Regions from separate parts of the Mus musculus genome. Here region 1 is linked to region 2. The links are chromatin loops, found by intact Hi-C in ENCODE. Cell type or tissue: gastrocnemius. All regions are shown on one strand. Links, peaks and the distances in the headings refer to the core of each region. The heading gives the core; the rest is flanking DNA.

Region 1 (12,795 bases), core at 2,023-10,022, 86 kb before region 2:
TACACTGTAGTTGTCTTCAGACACTCCAGAAGAGGGAGTCAGATCTCATTATGGATGGTTGCTGGGATTTGAACTCCGGAACTTCGGAAGAGCAGTCGGGTGCTCTTACCCACTGAGCCATCTCACCAGCCCCTATGCTTCTTACTTAAAAAAAAAAAAAAAAAAAAAAAAGTGTGTTCACTGCTAGTTACTAAACCTCCTTAAACAGGTTACTTGAAGGGTAAAGCTCCCTGTTACTTGGGATGTATAAGTAGAGGCGATGTCATTAGTGATGGGAGTGTTAGGCTGGGTTAGTTACTTTATGCCTAGGGCTGGCCCTTCCTCTGGGATATTTTGGGTAGGAAACTCAAAGCATAAATAAAAGCTTAAATTGTATCCAATAAAAGAGTCCCAGGGAATGGGGATGAAATATTCCCAGGGCCACTAGGCCAGCAACTAACCTATGCTTTAGCTCCCTAACTAGTATACCAAGAGTGGGTAGTGGGTATCAGGTAGGCTGAGGTCATGGGTCCCGTTAGCCCTCAGGGCCAGCCAGAAGGGCAGAGTAAACAATGTACTGTTTAACTTATAAGCTGTAAAAACTTTATATTTTTGTTTGGACTACCTGCCTTTCCCAAGGCACTAGACTGGGAATCATATGTATTTACTCAACAGATTCTTTTTGACTCAGTGCAGTGTTTGTTCTCATGGAGACGCCAGTATGGTGAGGAAGACAGATACAGATATGGTATGAGAGAAATGTAGGCAGTAACACCAAGAACAGTAGGCACTTATAAGAAGGGGTTACGTCTGACTCAAAGAGGCCAGGCAAGGTGTTCCAGAGGAGGAAACACCTTACAAAGGATTTTCAGGACGGACAGAAGTTAGGTAATGAGAATACATGATGCATTATCTGAAGTAAGCCCTAAGGCAGGAAATGATCTTAGATCACCTAGCTCACTGGCTCTCAACCTTCCTAAAGCTGTGACCATTTAATATAGTTCCGTATGTTGTGGTGACCTCCAAACATAAAGTTATTTTGTTGATACTTCATAATTGTAATTTTGCTACTTTATGAATCACAATGTAAATATCTGATATGCAGGATATCTGATATGTGACACACACCCCCATGGTTGAAAACTGCTAGCCTGGCTGCTCTCTTTCCTCCCAGTCCTTTCCTTCCATTTACTTTTATGTATTTATTGGAGGGTAGGGATGAGATAGGGTTTCATTCTTTAGCCCAGGTTGACCTTGCTTTCAAGTGAGTCCTCCCGCTTCAGTCTCCCCACTGCTGGGATTACATGCAAGAGCCACCACCTCTGGTTTCTCCATCCCCTCTGTGATCTCTCATCAAGTATCATGTCTACAAATTAGAAAGAAGACTTTCAAGTCATATTGAACAAAAGAAGCAGGTCATCACCCCAAACTCCCATCCAGAATCCTCTGCTAGACCTAGGCTTCCTATGGGGCCGATGGTCTTTTACAGGAGGGGAGGGTCATATAAAGGCAGCTGCCTGCCGGGCCTTCAAAGTTCTCTCTAAGGCTAGCTAAGCTCCACGTCCAGGCTCCCCCTCACCTGGGGCCCTGCCTATTTATCTCCTGACCCACCTCCTAACCTTATGATCGCTTACTCTTTCTCATTCTCTTCCTCGTCCTGTTTTAGACCCTTTGTACTCCCAACCCAACTTCCCATGTTGTCTCTACCTGGACTCTACCCTCGTCTTAGAAAGGAGCAAGGCAGGCACCATCAACCTGTCTATAGACGTAGAAACCGATGCTCATTCTCTAGGTCCCAGGAAGCACTGTCGATCAGTGAAGGAGGAGCACAACAGACATCGACACAAGTATTACCCCATTTACTCATATTTTATGGAGAAACTCAAATCTCTCTGCATGGCTCAAGTACCCTCAGAAGACATGGAACCCACTGTAGAACACATTCATGCACATAACTTGGTCTCCACACAGAGTTTCACTCACACATACAACCATTCTTGAAGCCATTAAATATAGGCATGTCCCTCACAATCACATACATGCACAAAACGGCATTCCCACAGACACAGGCATAAGTCCAAAGTGACACACTGTGAAACCTACATTGTCCTCTATCCCGGTCCCATCCATCCCCTCCCCCTCCAGGAAACCCTGGAGCTCTTGAACCTGTTCCTCTATGAAGCAGTAATTGGATTCTGGGTTTTTATTTCTTTGTTTGTTTTCAAGGCAGGGTCTTTCTATATAACCCTGCCTGGCCTGGAACTCATATAAAGATCAGGTTTGCCTCTAACTTTCAAGTGCTGGGATTAAAGACATGAACCTCTATAACTGGCCAAGGTTCTGAGTTTGGGGGCTGCCCAGCTTTAGTAACCCCAGGCCCTATAACTTTCATAGAACGTAAAAGGAACCTAACTCATGAGACCTCGATTTACAAATAGCCCGCCCCCACCCAGTAGCCCATGAGAACTGGCTAACTCTGTCAAGATGAGCCGCCAGTGCCCTCCAAGCCCTACCCCACAGTGTGTAGATGTTGTCTCCTTGAAGTGAAAGAGCAGGGACCACAGGATGCAGAAGAAGAAGGCGACAAGTGGACAGCAGACAGTGATCAGGGCCACCATAGTGAAGCGGAGCCGGACTAGGGTCCCATCCCGGTCCAATGTCAGTGGGACCTGGTACATCTTGTCAGACCTAAGGATGGAAGGTGTGTTGTCAGGGTTGTCAGGGCCCCAGGCAGCAGGGCTGAGGGTGCAATGGTAACGCTAGCACTCATGCTCAATTCAAAACTCAGGAAGTCTGAGGAGACTCCTAAACTTTGGCAGCTCCTGTCCCAGATAAGGAAGTCTCAGAATCCCAAGGCAACACTCAATTTCCGTTTCTGAAGGAAAACAATGAATTCCATCTATACTAAGATAAAGCTTGAAACAGATTGGAAGGCCTTCTCTGCAACTCTCTGCCACTCTAGATAGGCCTTGGACTTCATAGTTGGTTTATCTAGTCTTTCACTGATTCAAGAGCCAAGCTTAAAACCCGTGGCCTGTGCCTATCTGCCCACCCCCAAGCCTCCGGCCCAGCCTCTTGGTTCTCACTGCTTCACTCACCTGTGTAGGGCCCTGCTGCACCTTCAGGCCCGTCCCAGACTCTGGGATTACAGGCACAGCAATCCAGTGCAGTAGGGACTCCATAGAAGCTGACAGAACCTCCATCCCATGATTGTCCCTGCCTGCAGCCTCACGTGCTCTAAGGGTGAAAAGCTTTGCAGAATCAGGCCTGGTGATAGCCTGGGCTTGCTGTGTGCAGGTCAGAGCTGCTTTATCAGCTTCTGGTGGCTTCCCTATAATACCCAGTGCCTCCTGAGATGAAGTGAAGGCTCTTGAAACTGATTTTTCCCTCAGACAAGAGTCTGCTGGAGCCGGGCACGGTGGCACACGCCTTTAATCCTAGCACTTGGGAGGCAGAGGCAGGCAGATTTCTGAGTTCAAGGCCAGCCTGGTCACAAAGTGAGTTCCAGGACAGCCAGGGCTACACAGAGAAATCCTGTCTCGAAAAAAAAAAAAATAGTCTGCTGGAACATAGTGGTGCACACTTTTAATCCCAGCACTTGGGAGGCAGAAGCAGGTGAGTTTGAGGTCACCCTGGTCTACAGAGCAATTACTAGAATAGCCAGTGCAACACAGAAAAACTCTGTCTCAAGAAACCAGTGTGTGTGTGTTGGGGGGTGGGGGGGCGTGTAGCAGAAGATTGACTCTAAAGTTCTAAAGTCAGGCACTATAACAGCTCAGTACATACTAATAACCCTGGCCCAACCCCTCTCGGTGTACAGATGTATAGAAGGAGAGGTAAAGCAAGATTCCACGCAGGATCAGCAGTAAGGAAATACAGGGTCCACAAAGAGCTATATATTTCAACTGATTTTCTTGATCCCTTTCTCTCTGGACCAAAACTCTAACCAGGAAGGTCAGATTAGAACTGGAATGAGCAGCCAGGCGTGGTGGCGCACGCCTTTAATCCCAGCACTCAGGAGGCAGAGGCAGGTGGATTTCTGAGTTCGAGGCCAGCCTGGTCTACAAAGTGAGTTCCAGGACAGTCAGGGCTACACAGAGAAACCCTGTCTCAAAAACACCAAAAAAAAAAAAAAAAAAAAAAAAAAAAAAGAACTGGAATGAGCAAAAGAGAAAAGAAAACAAATACCATATATCTATACCCATGAACCAGTCTGCCTGTTCCCATTGTAAAGATGGAGAAACCAAGAGAGTCTCTTCCTCAAAGCTGAGCTTGGGGAAGTCATTCTCAGAGTTTAGGTTTCTTGGTGCCGAACTATAGCTGGCTCCAGATACATAAAAACCGGCCCTTCTGGTCTCAAGCCATGACTCTTTCTGGCCCCACCCTTAAATAGAACTCTGATCTCAGGCTGGCCTCCTAGCATTCCAGAAACAGGTGGGTACACCTCCACATTTTCCTCTGCCTTTCCACCTACCTCTCTGCCAAGTAGCCCGACCCAAGTTCTCAAGTTCTTCCTCCCCTTTGGGGCAATAAATATTTGGTCAAGCATCTCCCTGGGAAGTTGGAAGTGGCATTGATGACCCTCCCAGATCTCACCCATTCTCTAGATAGGGCCCTACACAAGAGCACTGTGGCCAGCCAGCCCACACCTAGACTCTCTGAAGTAGATTTAACCCAATCCTCCTCCTAATGGTCCTCCCCAAAGCCAGCTGCTCTGTATCCGTGAACCACTGGGATCCTCTAACTGAAGACCAGATCGTCAGCTTGAAAGAACCTTACCCTGGACCTTACCCCATGCAGGGTCAATGGGGGGCAGGGGGTGGCATTCAAGGACAGTGTCAGAAACAAACAGAAAAGATAGCTGCTTCTACTTCTTGGCAGTGTGCCTGGCCTCCCTTTTACATGTATGACCTTGGACAAGTCACCTAACCATCCTGGGCCTGTTTCAAATTGTAAAAGAGGAAATCACATGGTCTAGATTACTTGGAAGGCCTCTCCACCATGGCCACTGCTTGATAGCTCAGTTTGAGGAGCCCACTACCTTAAGTTCTGCTCCTAGGCAACCTAGGAGTTCTTCATTGGCACTACTTAGTTGATTTCATTTTATTTTAGTTTGTGTGTGCACGTGTTTATGTACACTCTTCCAGAGAAAAGATCTTACTGTGTAGTCCAGGCTTGCTGGAAACTCCCAATCCTTCTGTCCTTGCCTCCCTGTTACTAAGATTACAAGGCTCTGAAAACTGTTTTTGTAGAAGTACCACCACTTCATATCCAAAGTCCCTAAAGATCTCACTACCACACTCCTGTCAGAATCTACATTCTGAGCTCAGTACTTGATATACAATATCTCTTTTAGTTCTATTTATTTTAGGAGACGGTGTTGTCCTCCGGGTTCCCATTTCATAGAAAAAGAAAGTAAGTCCCAGGGTAGTTTAAAAAAAAAAAAAAAAAAAAAAAAAACCACTTACTCAAAGCCACAAGCTAGTAACTGGCAGAGCTGGGATTCAAAACTAGTCTGAGATTCCAGGGCTCCCCCACGCCTCCATCTGCAGTGCCTGGAGGAATCTCGAGCAAAAGGCCCTGCGGAATAAATGAGGCAGTCTTTAAACCCAGCACACCTAGCCCTGCCACCGAGTGGACAAAAGCAAGACAGTTCAGCACCTGGATGCCTGCAGTTCCCGGGGTTCTGAGTGTGGGCACAGGCAGGTAGGCGCCTAGACCGCAGGCCTGCGGAGGCCGGACCTCGTGGCGGGGCTCCCGAAGTGGCGTTACCCTGTGGTCCAAACTGGCCATTCCCTCCTTACTCACCCAAGTACTGGTGGATAGGGGGCCGTACCCCGTAGCCAGGGGCGCGGAACCGGGAGCCCCAGCCCGGCCCGGGGGCGAGTGGAAGGGGGCGGGTCGCAGCAGCAACGGCGTGAGGCGGGGCCAGCGCTCTGGGGTGGGTCTTAAAGAGGAAACTGGTCCCGTTTCAACACTTGCTCCTCCCCATTTTGGGGTCCGGGACTCCAGTCTTTCTTTATAATCTACTGTCTCCTCAAGCCAAGCTTCCCTAGTAGTTCGGCTCTGTCCCCATTATTTTTGAGTACGTGAGAGCAGTCAGAGGGCCCAGGACACATGGTTTTGAAATGTTGAATAAGTCACCTTGTCATCTTACCTGTGGCTGCATGCCATCACCTGTTGAAAGAATGTAAAATTAATTCAATGGGGCCCAAATTCTTTCATTACCTGACCCGATTCTCCAGTCCTCTACCCTCATTCTAATCGAATTATCCAGCTTTGCACTTCTGAAATATTAAGCCAAATTTGCCCCAGCCGTGGCTATTTTCCCTCAAACTTTATTCCCTATGACCGGCTACAGCATCCAACAAAAGGAGCTGAAAAATAAAATAAAATAAAAATAAACCAAAAGCCACATTGCAGATAGATCATCTACGCCCATCTCAGAAACTAAGGGCCAAAGCTGTTCTCACCTTTTATCAGAAGAGGGAGCCCTATGCTGTCCGACATCACTGGCGCACGCGAGGGAGGAGGAGGAAGGGGCGGGGGGAGGGGGGGACGGGACGTTCAGCCAGATCCAGCTTAAGGGTTCTTCACGGAAAAGGAGGAAGAAGAGAAGGAGGGGCAGGGAGAGGAGGGGGGGGAGGAGGAGGGGGAGAGGAGGAGGAGGAGGAGGGGGAGGAGGAGGAAGAGGAGGAGGAAGAGGAAGAGGAGAAGAAACCAGGTCCAGGTGTTCTTTTCCCACTTTGGCCTGGCCTAGACTGATAGTTTTTGAAAAAACTATCCTACCCAAAATAGGAAGGAGGGTGAGGGGATCAACAATTTCCTACAGACATCTTGAGGATTGTCAGGACCAACTGTAGCAGTAGTGGGACTTCTGAGTCAGACAGTTATCACCGTTTAAATCCTACTTAAAATCACATCCTAGGCACATTGCTACTTTGCATTTAACTCATTTAATCCTCATAAAAATAAAGTGGATCTTTTTTTTTTTTTTTTTAACTGAGTCCCCTATGGGTGAGGTGACTTGTTCAGTGAGACCTCTGGGTGGATGAGATAGCTCAGTGGCTAATGGTACTTGCTACCCAGGCCTATAACCGAGTTCAGTCCTTGGAAACAGCAGAATGGAAAGAGAGAACTACCTCCCACAAGTTGTCCTCTAATCTCCATCAGCATTCCCACATTGCAAAGTAAAAAATAGTATCCTCCTCCCTTCAAAAAGCAGGCAAGAGCTGGGCAGTGGTGGTGCATGCCTTTAATCCCAGCACTTGGGAGGCAGAGGCAGGCGCATTTCTGAGTTCGAGGCCAGCCTGGTCTACAGAGTGAGTTCCAGGGCAGCCAGGACTACACAGAGAAACCCTGTCTTGAAAAGTCAAAAAAAAAAAAAAAAAAAAAAAAAAGTAGGCAAGAATCTCACATAGCCCACACAGGCCTCAAACCTGTTATGTAGTCAAACCTCCACTTCTTAGTGTAGGACTACATGTATGTCTCACCAATCCATGGGCTATGGATGGCTGGAAGTTATTGGTGCATGCTGAGCAAGCACTCTACCAACTAAGCCAAATCCCTCACCAAGGTAGAATCGAATAATATCCCCATTTTTTGTTTTTTGTTTTTTGTTTTTGTTTTTGTTTTTTTGAGACATTGTTTCTCTGTGTAGCCCTGGCTGTCCTGGAACTCACTCTGTAGACCAGGCTGGCCTCGAACTCAGAAATCTGCCTGCCTCTGCCTCCCAAGTGCTGGAATTAAAGGCGTGCGCCACCACACCCAGCTTAATATCCCCATTTTACCAAGTAGTAAAGTCTCTAGAGAAGGCACATTACTTACTCGTGTGTCTGAAGTCATCCCAATAATCACTCTATATAAAGTCAACCCCACGGAATAGCTATAATTGCCACACTGGAGAATGGGAAAGAGAGGTTCAACCATGCTGATTAACTTGCAAGAGCTCTTTTCCCTGGATTTAGGCTTGTTGGTTTACTCATCGTAGGTCCTCTCTGAGACAGGTGCAGGCAGAGCGACGATGGGGGTGATCCAGAGAGGTGCATCTCAGACTCACTCTCTGGGGCTCCAATTCTAGAGAAAAGGTGGTTTACTATAAACAGCTATTTTTCTTTTTTTTTCTTTATTTCAATCTGTAATTCCCCCCCCCCAAAAGACAGGGTTTCTTTGTGCAGCCTTGGCTGTCCTGGAACTTGCTCTAAAGGATAGATCTGGCCTGGAACTCACAAAACTCTGCCTCCCCTGCCTCCCAAGTACTGGGATTAAAGGCATGCTCCACCACTGTCTTACTTGTGATTTTTTAATATTGTTTGGGCAGCAGGGCCCATGTGTGGAGATCACAGGTTATTCTTAGAGAGTCAGCTCTCTTCCTTCACTATATAGGTCCTTGGGATCAAATTTATACTGTTAAGCTTGCCAGCATGTGCCTTTAACCCACTGAGCCATCTCATTCTTTTTTTTTTTTTTTTCAAACAGATTTCAGGCAGTCTTTGAACTCACTATGTAGTCCAGAAGAATGGCCTTGATCTCAAAGCAAGTGTGTGGATTACAAGTGTGCCACCACCAAGCTTACTACAGCTACATTTAAAAAAAAAAAAAACTTACTATGTATATATGATGATGATGGTGGTGGTGGTGGTGGTGGTGGTGGTGTGTGTGTGTGTGTGTCACCGTCTGTATGTGGAGGTTAGAGCACACCTCTCAGAGGTTGGTTCTAGATCTAGGACTCCCATGGCTCTGCTTCTTCCAGGGATGAGACTTGGGTCATCAGGCAGTGTCTTTACCAGATGAGCCTTCGCAGCCCTAGAAGCTACTTTTCTTGACTGAACTCTACCACGTTCTTAAGGTTTTCAGAGCAAATAAACTGGCAAAATTTTACTAAAATGACCATGTCTACCCAGTCTCAGCAACTAGGCTTGTGTTTCCTGTCTTGGGGTTTCGTGTCTTCCAGCTCCATCCCATCCTCGTTCCTGCTCCCTGTGTGGACTCCTTACTGTTCCTGTAGCCCTAGATGCTGGCCCCTGCGGCTGGGTCCTTTAGTCTCTACACTACTACCAATGTCCAGCTTGAGGGTCTCTGACCTTGCATTTGATTCTCTTGGGATCTGTACAGTGTGGACTATTCATCTCATAGTTCTGAGTCTGTTCCTTTGTCTGTAAAACATCTTAAGGGATATCACAGGATACTTTGAGAACAGAAGTAAGACACAGTGGCAGGTGAGCAGAAGGTTCTCAGTATGTGAAGGCTGTTACAACCAGACATACGAACTATGCCGGAGCCCATGCTAACTCTTCTCTGCACTCGGTGGTGGATGATCCCCCTCTGAGCACATTTCTGTCCATTTGGTTTATGGAAGAAGCAGGAAGAGTGTGTTCTTACAACATGCCAGAGACCTATAAATATCCTTCCATGTGATCCTCTTAATAAACTGGATGGGTAAATTTGGTGAAATCTATCATACAAATAAAGGTGATTAAACAGGTGTGGTGCCACAGGCCTGTAATTTCAGTGGTAGGGAGGTAGAGGCAGGAGGACCAGGAATTCAAGATCATCTTTGGTTACGTGGTAAATTTAAAGCCAGCCTTGATTGTTGTGCCTCAAAAGGGGAAAAGGGGGGGGGAGAGGAGGGGAATATGTGTGGCAGATGGCAAGGTACTTGTCAAATATTCCCATCTCACCCTTTGAGGTGGAGAGATATAGAGATAACCAACTCCCAAGAATTTTTTTCTTACCTCCACACATGAGTTGGGCACATGTGTGGAGGTAACAGACACAATACACACACAACAGACACAATACACACAGACACATCAATAAATGAATGCTAAATTTTAAAAAATCATTAGAAAATGAATAAGCAGTCAGTCAGTGGTGGCGCACGCCTTTAACCCCAGCACTGGGAGGCAGAGGCAGGCAGATTTCTGAGTTCGAGGCCAGTATGGTCTACAGAGTGAGCTCCAGGACAGCCAGGGCTACACAGAGAAACCTTGTCTCAAAAAACACACAACACAGTCATCTATAGGATGGAACACAGAGCCCCAGTGGAGGAGCTAGAGAAAGTACCCAAGGAGCAGAAGGGGTCTGCAACCCTATAGGTGGAACAACAATATGAACTAACCAGTACCCCCAGAGCTCGTGTCTCTAGCTGCATATGTAGCAGAAGATGGCCTAGTCGGCCATCATTGGGAAGAGAGGCCCCTAGGTCTTGCAAATTTTATATGCTCCATCCAGTACAGGGCCAAGAAGTGGGAGTGGGTGGGTAGGGGAACAGGGCGGGGGGAGGGTGGATAGGGGACTTTCGGGATAGTATTTGAAATGTAAATGAAGAAAATATCTAATAAAAAATAAAAATAAAAATAAAATTATCCAGAAAGTATTACACTAGCAAAAATATATTTTGACTTACTATATTTTCTGATTTCTATTATTGTTGAAAAAATTCTAAAGATTAATTTTGTGGATAAAATTACACATTCTTTCTTCTGTCCAATTTAAAACATTATAAAAATATTACTGTTTTACTTTAAAAAAGAAAAACAAACAAACAAACAAAAAGAAAATGAATGAGCAATTAAGCTGCCAGTCTCCCTTCAAACAGTAGGTACCCAGGGCTTCCTAAATTGGCATTTGTCCTTTGTTCAAGTAGCTGTTGGGGTTGATATTTTCCGGTATCTCTTGTTCTCTGGTGGATTTGCTTATATCTAGAAATACCCTAGACAGGCTGTGCCTTAAATAGCATCATCAATGTCCAATTTTATCCACAGTTATTGTCAAATCTCCATATGCACACCCTCACTCCACGCACTTTTAAACAGACTCAGTTTTCACAAAGATATTTCAGCACCCAGTAGCATGGAGGCAGTGTACAGTGGGGGACAGAAAAGAAAATATAGCCTGATGTGTCAAGAACTGCTCCACGGGGCTGAAGAGATGGCTCAGCAGTGAAGAGCACTGGCTGCTCTTCCAGAAAACCTGGGCTTGATTCCTAGCACCTGTGGTGACTCACAACCATCTGTAATTCTGGTTCTAAGAAATTTGTCACCCTTGTCTGGACTCCTAGCGGACAAAGCATGCACATGGTACACACACACACACACACACACACACACACATACATACATACATACATGCATGCATGCATACATACTTACATACAGGCTAAACATCAATCCACAAAGTAAAATAATAAAAAAAGAAAAGATTTCCTATAAGAACTCTTCACTGACTTCTTATCTCTCCACCACCCTCAAAGTTTAACTATGTCTCTTTTTTTAATTTTCTATCCATTTTTAAAAGATATATATGTACATTTAAAGATATATATGTATATATACATATATATAATGTATAAGATATATGTACATTTTAAAGGTACACACAAGTGCGTGCAATCACACACATACACACACACCAGAAGATGCCATTAGACAGTTGTGAACTGCCATTTGTGTGCTGGAAATTGAACTGAGGACCATTAGAAGACCAGTGAGTGCTCTTAACCACTGAGTCATCTCTCCAGCCCTGTTGGCTCATTTTTTGCTTTTCTTTGTAGAGGGATTTAATCCAGCAATACGGCTACTTTGGCTAGAATACAAACACACTCTTAGTACACACCTTTAATCCCAAACAATGAAGTAAAGTTAGTGTGTACAAGTAGATACCCATGTGTGAAAGTGATGTCTAATTGAGTGGCAGACAAAGTGATGAGTCAGAGAATGATTTGACAGAATAGGATCTGCCCAACTCTCATGAAAGAGAGAGGAAAGGAAAGCTACTTGAGGGAGCAGTGGAGAGAGAGAGAGAGAGAAAGAGAGAGAGAGAGAGAGAGAGAGAGAGAGAGAGAGAGAGAGAGAGAGAGAGAGAGGAGAGACAGTTTTATCAGACAGTTATAGAAAGACAGGTTGCAGAGAGAGAACAAGATAAACACAGGTAAAGACAGAAGAAAAAGGAGCCAGAAGATTAGAACATATTGCCAAAGTTAGTATGAAGCCAAGCACAGCAATTCAGTCAGAAGACAAGGGAGAAGCCACATTCAGTCAGTCAGCCTGGAGATGAATTTGAGCCCGAACAGCTTAGTTGAATCAGCCAGCTAGAGCTCAGAAAGAACTAGAAAGGGTGAGCTTATTTAGCAGTAAGTCTCAGAAGTTGAAAACATCCTAGGCCTAGATTAGATTATACAGAGGTTAGAAGCTTCTAGAACTAGACCTAGGTTAGCAGACTGAGGCAATAGCCTCCCAGACAACAATTACATCAGGAGAAATATATATATATATATTATATATATAAAAGAATATATGGAAAAGGAATATAATTATTAACTATTATTAATATATATAATAAAATAATTTTCTTTTCTTTTTCTTTCTTTTTTTTTTCTTTTTTTCGAGACAGGGTTTCTCTGTGTAGCCCTGGCTGTCCTGGAACTCACTCTGTAGACCAGGCTGACATCGAACTCAGAAATCTGCCTGCCTCTGCCTCCCAAGTGCTGGGATTAAAGGCGTGCACCACCACTGCCTGTCCTGAGCCATCTTTTTAGTCCACATTGGTGCCCCTCATTGCCCCCATTTATTTATTTATTTTTGGCAGGGTCTCACTTTTAGCACTGTCAGACCTGGAACTCACTATGTAGAACAGGCTGGCCCCAACTCATGAGATTTGCTTATTTTGGCTCACTGGAGCTGGGAGTACAGGTGTACAACAATCCTGACTCCCTTCTTTGCTGTTAATCAATTATTTCGTAGCTCTCCATAGCTTTTATAAGCAGGGATAAATTCCTTAGTGTGGTGCTCAACCACTTTTGTAATCTGGTCATCA
Region 2 (12,795 bases), core at 3,041-11,040:
ATGTCCATTATGAAGACTTTGCGCATGTTAGACAGGGCTCGCGTCACCCCTTCCTATTCCCTGGTGACATTTGAAGGAGCTAGAAACCACCTGTGGCTCTTACTAGTGTTAGTTACTAAGATCCTTTACTTTACTAGCATAGGGAAACTACCTGAACTGTCGGAATGAAGAGCAGACGGTACATTCTTTTCATTCTTGAGTCGAGGAATCATTCTGTTGTATTCTTCTTGGAGAAACTGATTTCCATAAGGTGTTTCTGAAGTCTGGAGGACCCACCCTCCACCCCCCACAATAGATGGCAACCTATCTCAAACTATAATGAAAAAGAAAATTAGAAAAGATGGAAGGTTGTTTCTTGAGCTTTTTATGAAAATTTATATCTTACTTTAAGGGCCACATTTGCTCCTAAAAAAGCAGGTATGACTAAGAAACAGAAAAAAATTTTTGTATGATCTTGTGTAACTTCTAGGTGAGAGAAAATGTTGACACATGATCCTTTGTTGCAGGCAAATTAAGGCTACTGTGGAAAGTTTTTTCCTGTGATCTTATTAGTTTCAATCTTCTGGTTTTGGTTCCAGTATCTAGCTGATTGCTTCAATAGTATGGATAGCTTGACTTACATATATATATATGTATATATATATATATAAATGAATGCTCTATCTGTATGTACATCTCCATGCCAGAAGAGGGCGTCAGATCACATAGATAGTTGGGAAGCCACCATGTTGTGGTTGTTGGGAATTAAAATGAGGACTCCTGGAAAAGCAGCCAGTACACGTTATTGCTAAGCTCTCTCTCCGGCCCCAAAAGCTTGATTTCTTAAATCAACCATCATGTGAGTCCCATGGATCTTCCATGGGATTCTGACATACTTACTCTAACAATTCTCCCCAGCTGATGGAGATGTGTGGGCAAGTTTGAAACTTGCACAGCTTGAAACCTTTGACACACTTGTAGACACAGATGTAGCTTTTACCTCACTTTGTAATTGAACTGAATCTGAATTCAGTAACAGAAAATCACAGGGCTGGTGAGATGGCTCAGTGGGTAAGAGCACCCGACTGCTCTTCCGAAGGTCCGAAGTTCAAATCCCAGCAACCACATGGTGGCTCACAACCACCCGTAATGAGATCTGATGCCCTCTTCTGGTGCGTCTGAAGACAGCTACAGTGTACTTACATATAATAAATAAATAAATAAATCTTTAAAAAAAAAAAAAAGAAAGAAAATGCTGTCTTCAGCACTCGTATATGTCTGTCCTGTGCACCGTTGTCTAACCTGATCCCGTCATGAAGTCCTCCCAGTTTGCCTGGGTGCTGTGGGTAAGGATTCCTTGGTGTAGCCTAGGAACATGATAGTAAGGGCAGTAAGTTGGTGCCATTCTTCTTCCTTCCCTCCTTACCTACCTGTCCTAGTCCATGTCTTTTTATGGTCAGCTGCTTTTTCTGCTTCTTGCCAGATGCTGCATTAGGTATAAAGCACAAGGCACTTGCTCACTGAATTAGTTGATGCTTTTCTTACTTACTAGGTAAAGAAAACAGTAAACCATGATTCCTGTTTTCAAGCCTTAACTGCCTAGTAAACCAAACGTATGTAGGAAGTGATAATACATTTTGATACATGATGTTAAGTAGAAAAAGCAGTACTGAGGAAGTGAAAACCAGTATCTTGCTGATAGAATGCGGAATATCAACATTTGCTGAAAGGAGCTCTGGCTGAGAGTATAGCTCAGCTTAGCATGCATTTAGCATACACAAGGCTTTTGGCTCTATCTCCAGTAGCACATTAAAAACTTGTTTCCTCGAGCCTTTAATCCTAGCAACTGGTACACAGGTGAGTGGATCTCTGTGAGTTTGAGGGCACTCTGATCTTCATAGTGAGTTTCAAGGCAGTCAGGGCTACAAAGTGAGACCCTGTCTAAAAAAGTAAACATATTTAAACATACTAGGGAACTTAGGGGAAGAAAGTTTCCTGTATTTATAGCATCGGAGCATCATACCAGGATCTCCTTGCTAGGCCTCTTTACCACCAAGTTCCCATCCCCAGAATTTTAAAGCATAAAAGTAGTCTAATATGCTAATAGCTTCACCTTAAAAACTTGGGGGGGGGGGCAATGGTTACTATCAAACCCATCTGTGCCTTGAACATGTCAGGAATATGCTGTGCCACTGAACTTGGGACCTAAGCCCAATGTTGCCTTGGGAACATTATCTAACTTTATTTGAGCAGTTTTAGGACAATGTCTACAACTTAAGAGGTAAAGCACCCTTCTACCATAGCTGCTCAGTATTTTCCTAGTTGTTCATAGGGTCACCTATTCTCTCAGTAAGGCTATTTGTTAAAGGAATGCAGGATAGCCGTAGTAAATGTCCAGTTAAAGAAGAAATTGGAAAGTTTGGCTAATAGTGGCTATTTTTGTTCAAAGAGATCATAAAGGCTTAACTAATGCCTCAGCACTTAAAAGGCTGAGACAGCAGGATGTGTGTTCAAGGCCATCCAGTCCTACATAGTGAGACATTGACTCTAAAATAAATGTGCAAAACTCTTTAAATATGTTTGTTTATAGATGTTTTGCTTGTATCTTTGTCTGTGTACTTTGTGTGTGCATTACCCTCAAAGGCCAAAGAGGGCATTGGATCCCTTGGGGGTTTGAGTTACAGACCAGTGAGAGCCACCATGTGGGTGCTGGGAATCAAACCTGAGTCCTCTGTAAGTTCTGCCCATGTCCTAACCACTGAGCTATTATATCTCACAGTCCCTGCAAAACTTTCTAAGTGACATTGAAACCCTGTGTTTAAAATGAGGAAAATACTTATATCACAGCATCTATTTAAAATATAGAATAAAATAAAGCACTCATGGAAAATCAGCCAAACATTGTTCAGGGATGAGTTATGTGATGTAAATTATAGTTTTTTGGAAGAAATGATTAATACTACCTTTTTGTCTTGAAAATGTTTTATGAATTGTCTCAGTTACTTATTCACACTTTATTAGGTTCTGTGTGTGTTTAGGATATAACATAACAAATTTGTATTAAACTAGTTTATAGTGCACTTCCATTTTATAAGCATGTTTCCATAAACTCTCATGTGTGTGTACAAGTACATATGTACGGGTATGTGTGGAGACTGGGGGTTGATAACAGTTATCTTCCTCTGTCACTCTCCACCTTATATTATTGAAAAAGGATTTGTTCACTGAACCTGGAGCTTACCAGTTAGTTAGTCTTGCTGGCCAGCAAGCCCAGAGAGCCCCTTGCTTGTGTCCCACAAGGCCTGACTTCTTTCATGGGTACTCTAGATCTAAATTTATCTCCTTGCACCATTCTTACTGAGCCATTTCCTTAGACACCATCTCTTTGTAACTATTATTTCTTTAAAATTGCTTTATAAATATATATGTAACTTTGATTCTTTAAAACAAGATTGTTCCTGCCCATAGTACTGTTGCTTATTTACCCTGATGGGGAAATTAAGTGTGAACATTTCTCATATCTCACATAAGACTCATATACAGAGCACAGCTGACTCTAGTCTCCCAAAAGATTAAATTCCAGAACCAAAACTGTTAGCTAGAAACTTATTTATACCCCAACAGTAGTGGCGCACGCCTTTAATTTTAGCACTTGGGAGGCAGAGCCAGGCAGATCTCTCAGTTCCAAGACAGCCAGACCTCCTCAGAGAAACTCTATCACAAAAAAAAAAAAAGCAAAAAACTGGGAAGTTTGGGGTTGGAGAGACCCAGATTGAGATCCCAACATCTATGTGGTAGTTCACAGCCATCTAGAACTCCAGACACACAGCGCATATACATACATGCAAGCAAAACAGACACCTAACAAAATGGAATTATTTGTGTGCTAAGAATGTAATTTGGGGGGTGCCTATCTAACATCTTAATAATGGTGCCTTTTTCTCTTCCCAACTCAAGTCATTGGGAAGTCAGGGAGACCTGGTGTAAACCAGGAAATTATGCTTGCTAACAAAGAGAAGAAAGGTGTAATTTGAAGATCACTGTGGGCATTGACTCAGATACTCAACTCTGGCGCATAATTCCAAAAGGATGGTCCGAGAACCACTTTGTTAAACCCTTTATAACAAATCTGCTCTCATCGCTTAGAAAATGCAGAATATAATATTTCTTTATCATATTCTGAGTAAAGTTAATCTGTTTGGCTTATTTGAATGTTGCTTCTCTGTTTTTGCTGTCTGCAGAGCCAGAGCCCAGAAGTGGAGCAGTTAGGCAGGGTTGTGGAACTGGACAGCGACATGGTAGATATCACCCAGGAGCCAGTTCCAGATTCTGTGTTAGAAGAGAGTGTGCCCGAGGATCAGGAGCCTGTGTCTGCTTCAACGCATATTGCATCTTCACTGGGAATTAATCCACATGTTTTACAGGTGACATTCTGACCCATCCTTACTATGACAAAAAGCCAAACTAATATTTAATCCCCTATGTCACATCACTTCTCTTGAGTATTCATGTAAAACTGTTTAGACCCCACTATGAAGGAAAAGGAAGCAGGCTTCATATTCCTATTCAGTAAGGAAACTTTATATTGATAGTGAAAAAGTGGTCTCTGTTTACAAGACCTGATTTCTCAGCAACGTTTGTAACTTTACTGCCCTGACTTTACATAGCCGGTTAACAACTACTAGTTCTCTTAAATTGTACTTTGTCTACTTTATAGAGTAATTTTGAGGTTTCAAACAGAAATGTTAGAGTCATGGTAAATAGATGTTTAATTTCTTCCTCCATCCACTTGCCTTTTTGTTTAGCTTTTGGCTTGTTTGACTTTAACATCATTTACTGAATGAGGCACATACAGGATAAGTACTGTGTTGCTCACAAAAATGTTATACTTGTTCTGGGCACAGACTTTAAAAGAAACTAATTTTGGGTTCATGTAGACTGCATGTTTCTTTCAGTGGCCTTTGATTTGTGGAAAATACTCATTCTGCAGATACTGCCTTTTTTAGATCATGAAAGCATCATTGCTTGTTGACGAAGAAGATGTAGATGCCATGGATCAACGCTTTGGTCACATCCCTTCCAAAGGAGAGACTGTCCAGGAAATCTGTTCTCCTAGACTCCCCATTTCAGCCTCCCACTCATCAAAATCCCGCTCCATAGGTACAGTATAAATGTGCTGGTTTCAAGGACAGTCTCTAGATAGATTCTACTTTTCATGTTTCTTCTAAGCTGAATGGATCTCTTTAGCAGAACCCCTAAACTATGCATAACAATAGGCATATTTTTTTAATACATACCATACTCTTCCTACCATCTAAGGCAGGGAGATTGCTGTGGATTTGAGATTACCCAGAACAACACAGCAAGACCCAGGGAGCTTGGCTCAACAGCTAAGAACCCTTGTTCTTGCAGAGGACCTCAGTTCTCAGAAACCACATGGTAGCTTATTACCCTCTGTTTTCCAATTTCAAGGGATCTGACACCCTCTTCTGGCTTCCCTGGCTACCAGGCACACGCATGGTGCATATATATGTGTATGTATGTATATGTATAAGTATATACACACACTCACACTCTCTCTTAAGGACTCATGCATACACATTAAATAATGTCTTTTAAAAAAAAACGGGTAAGTGAATTGGCGTAGCTGGTGAAAAGTGCTTGCCGTCGAGCCTGAGGACCTGAGCTTGATCTCTAGAACCCACAGAGTGGAAGGAGAGAAATTACTTGCTGAAACTGTCCACTGACCTCCATGTGCACACACACACATTTTAAAACAGGAAAAGTAAAAGTGCTGACATGGCAGGTTTTTAAGCATCGTAAGTACCTCTTTGTTGGGAACCCACTTGTGCTCATTAGTTGATAGCCATGTTTAGTCACTTGTGAATGTGGATTACATAGTAAACTCTATTCCAATCACCACCATAATACTTAGATTCCTCAAGTTAGCCATGCTCCTTTTAGTTAGTCCTTATATTGTCTTACTGCTTTTATTGATAGCAAACTTCAAGTATCTACTTTTCCCTAAACCTTTGAAAATCCCTGTGGGGCAATCACAGTAGATTTTAAAACTTTTCCTTTTCCTACTAGGGTTGCAGATGATACTTTATAGAGTACTCACTGGCTGGAGAGAAGATGGCTCAGCAGTTGAGAGTATTGACTGCTTTCCATTGAGTCTGGGTTCAATTCTCAACACCATCTGTGACTCCAGTCCCTGACACACAGTGCCCTCTTCTGGCCTCCTCAGATACTGCATACACATGGTACACTGTCATGTAGGCAGAAACACACATTTTTTTTTCTCGAAAAATCTTAAAAAATAAAAAGATTATGGCATATTGATATCAGTGAGAATTTTTGGCAGTTATAATTCAAAATATTTTGAAAGCTAAAGAACTACCACCAGAAATTTTCTGAAAAGATAAATAGGGGCCAGCAAGAAGGCTTAACATGTAAAGATGCAAGTTTGATTCCTAGGACCCACATTGTAGACAGAGTAAACCAACTCCCTAAAGTGGTCCTCTTACCTCTCCTTACGTTCATACACACATACACTTTAAAAACCAAAATAAATTGAGGGGCATGGTAGTTCACACAATCTCTGTCCTATTGAGTTCAGCCTGAGATTTATAGCAAAATGCTATCTCTAAAACATATTAGATATTTGCACTTACAGAAACTTGACTTTTAATAGAAGCCTGCACTCTGGGGTACTTCTTTTCATCTCAGCTCTTAGAGACCTAGGGAAGGAGGATTTAGAGTTCAGAATGAGCATGGCATCTTAGCAAGACTTCATCTCTGCATCTCTGTCTTAGTTAGGGTTTTACTGCTGTGAACAGACACCATGACCACAAGGTGGGAGCATGGCAGCATCCAGGCAGGCATGGTGCAAGCAGAGCTGAGAGTTCTACATCTTCATCCAAATGCTGCTAGTGGAAGACTAACTTCCAAGTAACTAGGGTGAGGATCTTATGCCCATACCCACAGTGACACACCTCCTCCAACCAGGTCACACCTATTCCAACAAGGCCACACTTCCCAGTGGTGCCACTCTCTGTCCCAAGAATATACAAACCATCACAATTTCAAAAAAAAAAAATTTTTTTTAATGTTGTGTATAGATGCTTTTTCCTGTGTGTATTTCTGTGTCAGCGACTACATGGTTGATGGGGATTAAACTCGGGTAATCTGGAAGAGCAGTCTATGAGCCTATCTCTATCCCAAGGAAAAAATACTTTAGTTTGTTAAAGCATCCCTTAATAACATTTCCTCAGACCTAGCACTGAACATTACATGTCAGCACTTCAGTTTTCATCTGTATGGGACTTTTTGTGGTTTTAGTTTGTTGGTTTGTTTGTTTTGGGTTTTCTGATGTTGAGGTTTTTGAGACAGGGTTTCTCTGTGTAGCCCTGGCTGTCCTGGAACTCACTCTGTAGACCAGGCTGGTCCCAAACTCCCTGCCTGCCTCTGCCTCCAAAGTGCTGAGATTAAAGACATGTGCCACCATCACCAAGCTGGTTTTGTATTTTAGTTATACATAAGGCTGTACAAATACAAACTCAATTTTTAGATTTATCTATGTGTATTGAATTTTTTTTGACTGCATGCATGTATGTGTGACAGGTACATGCAGTGCCTACAGAGGTCAGAAAAGAGTGTCAAATTTCTTAAAAGTGAAGTTACGGTTAGTTGTGAGCCCCTGTGTGTGCACTGGGTACCAAACTCAGATCCTCTGCAAGAGCAAGGAATGCTTTTAACTGCTGAGCCACCTTCTCTAGCCATTATAATGTCCTTTTAGCATAGTCTCCATCCCCTTAGCCACTTACTTTGCCCTTTCCTGTTTCTTGGTCCCCAGACAATTTTTCTTCTACTTTCATGTCATTAGTACATAAATAATATTAGGAAATGTGTAATATCAAAGATCCATAAATAAGAGAAAACTTGTAATATTTGTATTTCTAGAACTGATCTATCTCACTGTATGTTATTGTCTCCAGTTGCATCCATCATTTTTACAATAGTTTTATTGCATATATGATTTCAGTTAGGATATGACCCTTAAGAACAGTTTTACCCAGGCACATCACCCAGTCTCGCCACTTGATAGCGCTGTGGACTTAGAAAAGTCCCTTCTCTAAGCCCAATTACCTCAGTTTTAAAATGTGAGTGGTAGTAATAAGGCTTCCTGATCAATGTTACTGAAAAGGGAAGTGTACACATAATTGTCTTTAATATTGTTATTAACATAATCCTCAAAGATTCTTGTTTTTGTTTTTTCTTTATAAAAATCATTAAAACTCTTGCTTTGATTTCACATCTGAAAGGGTAATTATCAATGGACTGGAGAAATGGCTCAGTGGTAGAGAGCTCATACCGCTCTTGAAGAAGGCCCAAGTTTGATTCCCAGCATCCTTATCAGGCAGCTTACAACCACCCGTAACTCCTGGTTCAGGAGCATTGGACACCTGGCATCCACAGACATTTACAGTCCTGTTGATATACCCACAAACATACACATAATTTAAAATATTTTTGAGTAAATATTGTGGCATACTCCTTTAATCCCAGCACTCAGGAGGCAGAGTTCAAGGCCCACCTGGTCTACATAGTGAGTTACAAGACAGCCAGGCTATACAGAGAAATCTTATCTGGAAAAACAACAACAACAAAGATAATTACTATATATAGCCAGGTGTGGTGCACACCTTTGATCCTAGCGCTCAGGAGGAAGAATCAGGTGGATCTCTGGGTCTAGCCTGGCTTCATAGGTTCTAGGACTTAGGCTCCAAAGAAAAGTGATTATTGTAAAATCTGTCTGGATATCTTCATCCTTAGTGATTTTTGTTGTTAATGAAGAAACAAACTGTGTTGTTTAGCATCTTTTCCTCTTTGTTTCAGTTGGTGGGTTGCTGCAATCAAAATTTGCAAGTGGAACTTTTCTTTCACCAAGTGCCTCCGTGCAAGAATGTCGCACTCCCAGGACATCATCTCGCATGAACATCCCATCCACATCCCCCTGGTCTGTCCCTCTGCCCCTGGCCACTGTGTTCACAGTGCCCAGCCCAGCCCCTGAGGTTCAGCTAAAAACAGTGGGGATACGAAGGCAACCAGGCCTAGTCCCTCTTGAAAAATCCATTACATATGGCAAGGGGAAGCTCTTGATGGACATGGCCCTATTCATGGGACGTTCATTTCGGGTTGGTTGGGGTCCCAACTGGACTCTTGCTAATAGTGGAGAACAACTGCATGGCTCCCATGAACTGGAAAATCATCAGGTTGCCGATTCTATGGAATATGGATTCCTGCCCAATCCAGTAGCTGTTAAATCGTGAGTTATGTTTATTGATGCTTTGGGGGAATGTCCACATTATAGTTGGGGCTGTTCTGTTATCAAGAAACCCAAGGTCAGCACCCTGCTTTTTGATCTCTCTATATAAATTTTTAACCCAAGTATAAGTATTTCATATGTTATGTACATAGTATCATATATGTTCCTATGTAGTCCCTACAATTAAGTCCTCTGGTAATTATCATACAAAATGTATTGCATTTACACCAAATATGTACAGTTTTCTTATGTATTTTTTATAATCCTAATAAGTTTGTGTATATTTACTATGGATTAAATGAATATGAATACTTTATTAATTTTTTAATTGATTTTGAAAAAATAAAGATCATCAGTTTCATGAACATCTCAGGAAAATCCATTCTAAATTTACTAATTGACTCTAGATATGTATTATTTTGGAGATTATTAATATCAGTTTTAAAAATTGTATTAAGTTCAGACTGGCTTCATGTTCATCTAAATTTGTAACCTATCTGGGCATGGTGGTACATATGTATAATCCCAGCACTAGAGACAGGCAGAAGAGTTCACAAGTTAGCTCTCTTAGAAACTCAAGTGCTAATACAGCCCAGTAGAACTAGCATGCCCAAGACCCTCACTTCAATCTCTAGCACAACAATTTAAAGCAGATACAAACAAAGGAATTAAGTAATTTAGAATCAGGCCGTATGTGTTGGTATATGCATATAATCTAGTCACTTAGGAGATAAAGGCTGGAGAATCAGAAATTCATCGTCTTTCTTGGCTATATATCAAGTTTAGGGTTACATGAGATGTATCTCAAAATATTTGGTATGTATAAACTTACCTTCATAACTTTTGACACCTAAGTATTTGTAAACCAGGCATTCTACATATAACTTTTGATGTTTAGATCTTGTAGTGTCCACATAAGTCGTGAAGCAAGTAATTACTGACTCCCATACTTTTGTACCGAGCTGTGCTTTGTTGCATTAAAATGTATTGGTTATCTTGCACTTTGTATCATTACTCATCCATGATTTTATAAACAATAGCATTGGCCACTTGGAAATTATTGTTCACTAATTTTACACATGTTGGAAAATATAAAGTTCTTACTATTTTAATAGACCTCATTAGTCTTTTTAAGGTTTAAGAAACTGACACTGTATAGAATATTTCCTATTCTTCCAGAGGACCCAAGTTTGGTTCCCAGCACCCACTGTGGGCAGCTCATAACCTCTCGTAACTCTCACTCCAGAGTATCTGACACCTACTTCTGGATTCTACAGTCATCATCTGCCCCTGACCACAATAAATACACATAATACATAAAAATAAGTCTTGAACAATCATTTATAAAAATAGAATTAGGTTCTCAGGACTGTGAGTGTAGCTCAGTTGGTACAGTGTTTACACAGTATGCATGAGGCTCTAGGTTTCATTCCCAGCACAGCATAAACCCAGCATAGTGGCCCGTGCCTGCATGCCTGTAATCCCATCATTTTGGAGGAATCTGGAGGCAGGAAGAAGAGATTCAATATGATCCTTAGTTACATGTTCAAGACAAGCCTGGGCTACATGAAACTCTGTCTCAGAAAACAAACATTTCAGTGAAATGCCTTTTATTCTGTTGGAAGTCAGAAATAAAGCATAGGTTGGTTGTAGGGAAATTTCAGCTGTCTTCATTTTTTTACTCATCTGTTGTTTCTTCTAGTCTATCTGAATCCCCATTCAAAGTTCATTTGGAAAAACTCGGCTTAAGACAGAGGAAGCTGGATGAAGATCTGCAGTTATACCAGACACCTCTAGAGCTCAAATTAAAACATAGCACTGTCCATGTAGATGAGCTGTGTCCTCTCATTGTCCCCAACCCTGGGGTTTCAGTCATTCATGATTATGCAGATTGGGTTAAGGACTCACCTGGAGATTTCCTGGAACTACCAAGTAAGTACACACCATGCTCTGACCTTTGTCCCAGGAGTCAGGTTAACATGGCGCGCGTTTCCTTCCGGGAAGTCAGATGACTTCCTGTGCTTACACAGTGCTGCAGTGCATCTGGAACAAGAAGAAAGAAATTATGAGTCTTTAATCATTCTTATGGCTTGTAGTTTATAAATACTTCCTCAAACACCCACAGCTAGTCAAAACCCTCAGATTTTGATAATTGTATTCCTTTTATTTCAAACCAAGATATTTAACTATGTGTTTTGCAAATCATCTTTATGAAAGGGAAAAAAAATTCCCCCTCTAAAATTGCCTTTAATTAGATTTTAAAAATAATAGTGACATGAGAGTAAGTGAAAAGAAGCCCTTTAACTGACAAATACCAAGGACATGTAGTAACTCTGTTTGTTGTTATGTGCAGGAACTTTAGATTTATAGCTATCAGTGCCTCAGGAGCTGTGCAGTTATTTGCCCTTTATCGTTATTGACATGTGCTAATGATATGCGTGTGTTTGTGTGTAATCATACTCACCCCCTTTTCTTCCCTTTACTTAACTTTATTTCTTCCATATCCCCACTGGTCTCCTTACTCATTGTGTGTCTGTCAGTCTGTCGTTTTGTTTTTTGAGACAGGCTTGCTTTGTGTAGCCCACTAAGCACAGCTTGTCTTTTTTTAACTTCCTTGTTTCCTAAATTTCACTTAGAAAAGAAGACATGGGATACTAGTTTTATTTTGTTTTGTTTGGAGTGACTTACTTTGCTTACCATCAAATACCGTAGTTTACCTGCAAATGCCATAGCTTAATTCTTTGTGGCTCAGTGAACCTCCACCATATAATATAGACTGCACTTTGTCTATCTAGTCCTCTGTTGAAAAGGCTTGTAAGATCAAGGCTGACTCCCTAACTTGTCTGCTGGAAATCAAGCTACACTCACAGTGTTTGCTATCTTTTATGAGTTGACTTTCATTCTTTGGAGTAAGAAGTCATATAGCTAAAGCATAAAACATTTCAATTTTTTCAAGAACCTCCATACTTGTTGCCATGGTGACTAGACTAATTTATATATCCAGCAACAAAATACAAAAATTCCTTTTTCTGAGCTGGGCACGGTGGCGCACGCCTTTAATCCCAGTACTTGGGAGGCAGAAGCAGGTGGATTTCTGAGTTCGAGGCCAGCCTGGTCCACAAAGTGAGTTCCAGGACAGCCAGGGCTACACAGAGAAACCCTGTCTCGGAAAACCAAAAAAAAAAATTCCTTTTTCTCTAGACACTGTCAATCAGTACTTGTTAATTTTCGAATAGTTTGGTTTTTATTTTTTCTTAATGTTAATCATTCCACTTAGAGTGAATTACAATCTCAAAGGAGTTTTGATTTGCATTTTTCTGATGGCTAAAGATTTGTACTTTATTTGGAAAGTATTGGCTCATTTGCTTAACCACTTACTGATTTGTGTGTGTGTGTGTGTGTGTGTGTGTGTGTGTGTGTGTGTGTTTTGCTTTATTAATCCTCTGTTAAATAAACAGATTGCAAAGATTTCTGTCCTCCCATTTCAT

What was found. Peaks named below come from ENCODE experiments on the same cell type or tissue, not always from the same donor. Only the 100,000 strongest peaks of a DNase experiment are listed, where the experiment ranks them.
Region 1: a loop joins it to region 2, with 2.6 times the contacts of the local background. A loop is called at or near these places in 2 of 42 quality-filtered maps.

The regions. Positions count from the first base shown.
Region 1 is chr7:102,216,143-102,228,937 of GRCm38, reverse strand. Pgap2 (post-GPI attachment to proteins 2) reads right to left here and starts at 5,867. Exons shown (of 7, transcript NM_001382592.1): 1 at 5,788-5,867; 2 at 5,448-5,559; 3 at 2,493-2,667. The coding sequence starts at 2,657. In gastrocnemius, for the core only: a CTCF peak has its summit at 6,437 (motif pointing right); DNase peaks (open chromatin) are centred at 4,816, 5,866 and 6,498; H3K4me3 peaks cover 1,875 bases; H3K27ac peaks cover 2,371 bases.
Region 2 is chr7:102,131,076-102,143,870 of GRCm38, reverse strand. It overlaps Nup98 (nucleoporin 98), which reads left to right. Exons shown (of 33, transcript NM_001287164.1): 21 at 4,221-4,403; 22 at 4,986-5,139; 23 at 8,878-9,307; 24 at 11,010-11,239. Among named protein-coding and RNA genes, the nearest start is that of Chrna10, 21 kb to the right of the region's middle. In gastrocnemius, for the core only: CTCF peaks have their summits at 6,213 (motif pointing left) and 8,089; a DNase peak (open chromatin) is centred at 6,213; H3K27ac peaks cover 241 bases.